Regions from separate parts of the Homo sapiens genome. Here region 2 is linked to region 1. The links are chromatin contacts, found by Hi-C or POLR2A ChIA-PET in ENCODE. All regions are on one chromosome and are shown on one strand. Each heading gives the region's core, a stretch centred on a gene start or an enhancer-like site at or near the end of the contact. The rest is flanking DNA. Distances are from core to core; before and after follow the strand shown.

Region 1 (2,700 bases), core at 34-2,533:
AAGCTGAGAGGGGAGGATTGCTTGAGTCCAGGAGTTGGAGACCAGCCTGGTCAATAGAGTGAGACCCTGTCTCCACAAAAAAAAAAAGCCAGGTGTAGTGGTGCATATGTGTGGTTTCAGCTACTTGAGAGGCTGAAGCGGGAGGATCACTTGAGCCCAGGAGTTTGAGACTACAGTAAGCTGTGATTGCACTACTGTACTCCAGCCTGGGTGACAGAGTGAGACTCTGTCTCTTAAAAAAAAAAAAAGACACCATCAACAAAATTGAAAACTAGCAACCAACTAAAAAAATTGTAATAATTACAATATACAAACAACATTCAAAATATGTAAAAATCTGCTATAAGTCAATATGAAAAAGTAAACAATGCTTAGGAAAACAGGAAAAGAATATGAAAGGAAAAATCACAAGAGGAGAGATTCAAATGGCCAAAAATCTATGGGAAGCTGCAATATCCCTGATAATAAAGGAAATGTAAATTAAAATAATGAAAAAACATTTTTTATTCGACCAGACAAGCAAAATAGTAAGTTTGATTGAATGTAGGGCAGATGAAGATGTGGGCAGTAGTCTCATATTCTGCTGATGGGAGTATCAATTGGTAAAGTCACTTTGGAGGGCAATTTGATAGAATCTATTAAAACTTCTATTTCCCTTATGATCCAGCAAATCTACTTCTTGGTGTACCTCTGGAGAAACAGTCATGTGTGCACGAGGCAGCAGGCAAAGAATCCTTGCTGCAGCTTTCTAGTAAAGAACTGGAAATGACCTAGCTGTCATCACTGGGGAATGGCTGAATAAACTCTGGTGCATCCATTCTGTGGAATACTGAACGTACAGCACACAGGAAAGACACAAAGCAAGTTGCTAAATAATACACAGAGAATGATAGACACCATTAATGTAAGCACACACACACACACACAACTTCTGGAGGTAATTTTCATTTTATATGCATAACCACAAACCTCAAATGGTCATGCAACACAGCCGGGTAATTCTAAAATGTTTCTCTACTAAGTTTCTTTTCTCTGTCTAAAATGATTATTTCGTACATTCTCGCTCTTCCCATCCCCCACATCCTCTCCCCACGTCACATCCAGCTGATGACCTTTCTTAACACTTCAACCAAAAAAACCCAGAAGCCCTCAGCCAGGGACAACTGTGCCTCCCACGATGAAATCGCCAATCCTCCTTGAATATGTGCCAACAACAATTTTCCCTCACCCTGCCAACCTCTCAGCCTCCCTCCTGCTCCTTTCAAAGGACAATCCCTTCACCTGCTATCACCTTGCTGAGGACTTTGCTCCTGCAATTATCCTCTCTCTCCTGCATCATTAGATTCCCCCTCCCTACTCTGTCATTCTTGTCAGTACACAAACATGCTCCAGTATTTCCCATATTCAAAAACAAATCTCCTTTCACACATACCTTTCTCACTATGTCTTTGCTCAATGGGGTAGACAGACAACTGTCCACCAAAAATCCACGGCCTCTTTGCACAGTGTAGTGCTGCTGCTGGCAGTGGCTGCCCAGCCAAGGACCACACTTCCTGGCTCCTTTTGCATACTCATGAGAACATGTGACTGAGGTCTGGATAACAGAATGTGGGCAGAAGTGGTGTACGCAACTTCCAGGTATGGCCCATAAAATTCTTCTACACGATCCTCCATATTCTCTTTCCTCTTCTGCCAGGTTGATGTTGACACCTAGGGCAACTAAGGGTGCTGTGTGTTGAAGAAGATGTCTAGGCCATAAGGTAAGTGCTTAGATCCCTGAATAACTGTATGGAGCAGAGCTCTATCCTCACTTCTCCCACTCCTATCACTGATTGGAATTTAAAAGAGAAGAAATAAACTTCTATTTAGTCAAGCTAAATAGATTTTGGTGGTTTATGTGTTACAACATCTGGCCTTATCTTAATTAATACACCATTTATAACAAGATTTCTCAAAAGGGTTGCCTCTATTTCCTGGAGCCAGATCAACCAGTTTTGTCTGGGTTCAAATTCCAGTTTTGTCATTTCCTAATGTGTGTGATCTTGGACAAATTACTTAAAGATCTATTCCTTATCTGTAAAATAGGATAATAATTGTACCTATCTCAAAGGGCTGTTGCACAGATTAATATATGTAAAGCACTTAGATCAGTGTCTGGCACATAGTAAGTTTTATATAAGTTCAGCTATTATTATCATGTTAAGCCACTCACGCCCATTCCAGCTCCCTTCTGTCTCCACCACTCTACTGAAACTGCTCTTGTCAAGATGGGCTCTATGCTGCAAAATGCAAATGTACATTTCTCTTGCCTCGCTTAATTCAACTCTCAGCAGCAACTGACACAGGTGTCCGCTGCCTCATTTAAAAAAGTATCATGGAAGATTGCAAACACACACAAATGTATTTCCTTTTTGAAATAATTTTCTTCCTTTTCTGGTTGCAGCTCTGTGCAGTGAGGATCTCTAATGTATGCCTGTAGCCATGCTGTCCAAGGGCCCACTGCAGTATGCGCAGGTCTTTGGATGCAAGAAAAGGGCCACAGCTGTGGCGCCCGGCAAACACAGCAATGGCCTCATCAAGGTGAATGGGTGGCACCTGGAGATGATCGAGCTGCATATGCTACAATACAAGCTGCTGGAACCACTTCTGCTCTGGGCAAAGAGCGATTTGCTGGTGTGAACATTTGTGTTCATGTGAAGG
Region 2 (2,712 bases), core at 203-2,702, 35 kb before region 1:
CTAGAAAAATGCAAGTGCTCTTCAACTGTGAGCATTTCCTTATCTCTAGATTCATAAATCGAAACACTTCCTTTGTCCACCTATGAATCTTGATTTAGAATCCAGAAAGCATGGTCTGTTTGCCTGAGGCTGCGAAGTAACCTTGGAGAACCTGCAGAGGTGAACAGGCCCAGGGCCAGAGGGCAGGAGGACACTAGCTCCAGGGACCTTGGGCTGACTGTCTGGCCTTTTCTTGGGCAGGCCTAGCCCCAGTCCACATGGTGCCTCTGCAAATCCCCATTCGGGTGGGGTGCAGCTCAGTTAGCAGACAGCACCTCTGGCCAGTAGGAGAAAGTCACCCTGTCCCCCAGGCCTGTGAGCCTTGCACCTGGACAGCAGGATTTCAGCCCCCAGCTTGCTCCTTGACCTCAGCAAAGCCTGCACAGCCACGTGGACAGTTTAGGTCTGGACTAGATTTAAGGCTGAAAAGTCCTGAGACCTGCAGACCCAGGAGGCAGCAGATGGGCTGGCTGCCCTCAGAGCCTCAGGGCAAGCCTGCTGGGGTTCCCCTGGGCTGCCTCAGAGCCCCCTGTGGGCAATCTGGACCTCAGAAAGACCTTTCCGGCGCAGCATCTTTCTTCTTTAAATTAGAGACAGGGTCTATGTTGCCCAGGCTGGCCTCAAACTCCTGGCCTCAAGCAATCATCCTGACTTAGCCTCCCAAATAGCCTCCCAAATAGGGATTACAGGCGAGAGGCCCTGAGCCCAGTCCAGGGCAGCATCTTCGATCCCAAATCTGCAGAGCCCTTTCGAGGACAGAGCCTGGGCCATCAGCTGGGATACCTTCTCTAAGGGCGAACAGCTTCCCTCTGTGGGGCTTTTAACCCCCGTGTTAGCCCTTAAAGGGAAAGTGGGCATTGGGGAGCAGGAGACATGGTCCCCCTTCAGAACTCATGGGGGAGGTGGGAGGGCATGGTGGTCCAGAGAAAAACTCTGTAGCCAGATGTCTGGGCTCAAAATCCTGGTCCTGCCATTTTCCAGCCTCGTGACTAGTGCACAGGGTGTCTGTTGCAAGCCTGGGTGAGGTATGACATGGCCGCACATGGGCTACTGCCACCTCTCAGCACCTGATAGATGTTGTTGTTGGACCAGTGACAGGGCCACAGACTGAGACGGTGTGGAGCCCCAGGGTGACATCCGTTAACCAGGGCTGCCTCCTTCTGATCCTCAGCTTCCCCTCACCCATCAGATGTGGCCCCAGATGAGATGACTTCTCGTACTTCCCAGGATTCTGCCAGGCCAGGGTGACCAGGTCTGGTGAGAACCAGGCCGGGGGGCCTCAAGGATGCAGACTCCAGCCCCATCCTCCTGATAGGTGCTCCCTGCAGCCTGACGGCCAAGGAAGAGGGTCCACACTGGGCCCCTGGGTCCCCAGTGCAGGAGCAGCCTGGCCTCCCCTCTGGGTCCAGCCCAGCTACTTCTGAGGGTGGAAAATATCCCGTGGCACGAGGGCTGGGCTGAGTTCCAGCTCATGGCTGCCCGGACAGAGTCCACAGAAGAAGAAAGACTTTTACCAACTCTTTTTCTCTATGTGTTGCTCCAGGGACCTTGGGCTGACTGTCTGGCCTTATTCTCAAGGCTATATAACATTTTTATTTATTTTTCTCTTTGTAAATGAGGCTGTTTTGCCCTATCAGATGTGCTACCACTTGAACTCATTAGAAAAGACTGGTCGCTTGATGTGAAAGGTAAGGCCTTTCAGGCCTAAGAATCCAGACACACAGCAGGGCTTCTCGCAGGGGGAACTTAAGCATGCTTTGTGCATGAAATGGGGCACAATCCCTGCCCGCCAGGGGGAGCTTAGCTGTCCCTCAGATGTGCCTCTCCAGTACAGTGCCACACAAGGCTGACCAGCCAGGGCCGGCCCCTCCCCAGAGAGCGCTCACACCCACAGTGCTCAGGGGTCTTCACCATCCTTCCCTCATCGTATTCTCACACAAACTCGAGCTGTGTGGTGCTGCAGGAGTTATTCTGTTTCACAGGCGAGGAAACAGGTCTGGAGAGGATAAGGGTTTGCTCAAGGCGGCAGGCCTGGATCTTCGGGACTAGCTGGATATGATTTTGTGGCCCCTGGTGGAGACTGAAGTGGAGACAGCTTGAGGGGGCTGGCCTTGCTACTCACACACTATGCGTCCGAGCCTGACAGGCAGCCCTTCTTCCCAGCCCTGTCTGTTCAACTCCCTCCTTGCCTGCACCCCAGACAAGGGGAATTTCTCCCAGGAGCCAGAGGCCAGGCCGGGAGCCCAGAGCTGGCGCTCAGCAGTCTCTGCCCGCCCTGGCTGAGGGACTGCGTGAAACTGTTGCATCTCCTTACCCCTCCATTTCCTTATAGGGAAAGCAGGAGGGCCGGTGCCCACCTTCAGGCACAGATGAGACTTGGAAAGAGATTTAAGAAAACGCAGCGTGCCACTAAATGTCAGGCACCAAGATTCTGGTTAATTATGAATAAGGACTACCATTTCCAATATGCCTAGAATGTGCCAGGCTCTATCCATGCCTACCCTCCGATTTCAGGGACACAGAGTAATATAGTGGCAGGAGCAGGGGCTTTGGGGTTAGACCCCACTTTACTGGCTGTGTGACCATAAACTCCTTAGAACCTCAGCTCTGTCATCTGTGAAATGAACTCATCTCCTAGGGGCATTAAATAAAGTAATGGGAGTAAACTCTTCA

The links. A loop is a pair of places that touch in the nucleus more often than their neighbours do. ChIA-PET counts read pairs that join two places held with the same protein, here RNA polymerase II (POLR2A). Pooled maps may share reads with other maps.
Region 2: a loop to region 1 is called in a map of IMR-90, with 2.2 times the contacts of the local background. The contact joins two enhancer-like sites. A Hi-C loop is called at or near these places in 8 of 168 maps with a recorded cell type or tissue (Calu3, HepG2, IMR-90 and 5 more), 5 of 37 single-sample maps with no recorded cell type and 5 of 50 pooled maps. POLR2A ChIA-PET finds 5 or more read pairs at or near these places in 3 of 52 experiments (AG04449, GM12878 and MCF 10A).

What each region holds. Positions count from the first base shown.
Region 1 is chr2:20,155,839-20,158,538 of GRCh38, reverse strand. It overlaps the pseudogene RPS16P2. Among named protein-coding and RNA genes, the nearest start is that of SDC1, 68 kb to the left of the region's middle. RefSeq lists a silencer at 880-969. Within about 2 kb of position 1,283, at least 3 of the 41 ENCODE cell types and tissues checked have a DNase peak (open chromatin) inside an H3K27ac peak, as active enhancers do.
Region 2 is chr2:20,190,636-20,193,347 of GRCh38, reverse strand. No RefSeq gene overlaps it. Among named protein-coding and RNA genes, the nearest start is that of SDC1, 33 kb to the left of the region's middle. Within about 2 kb of position 1,452, at least 5 of the 41 ENCODE cell types and tissues checked have a DNase peak (open chromatin) inside an H3K27ac peak, as active enhancers do.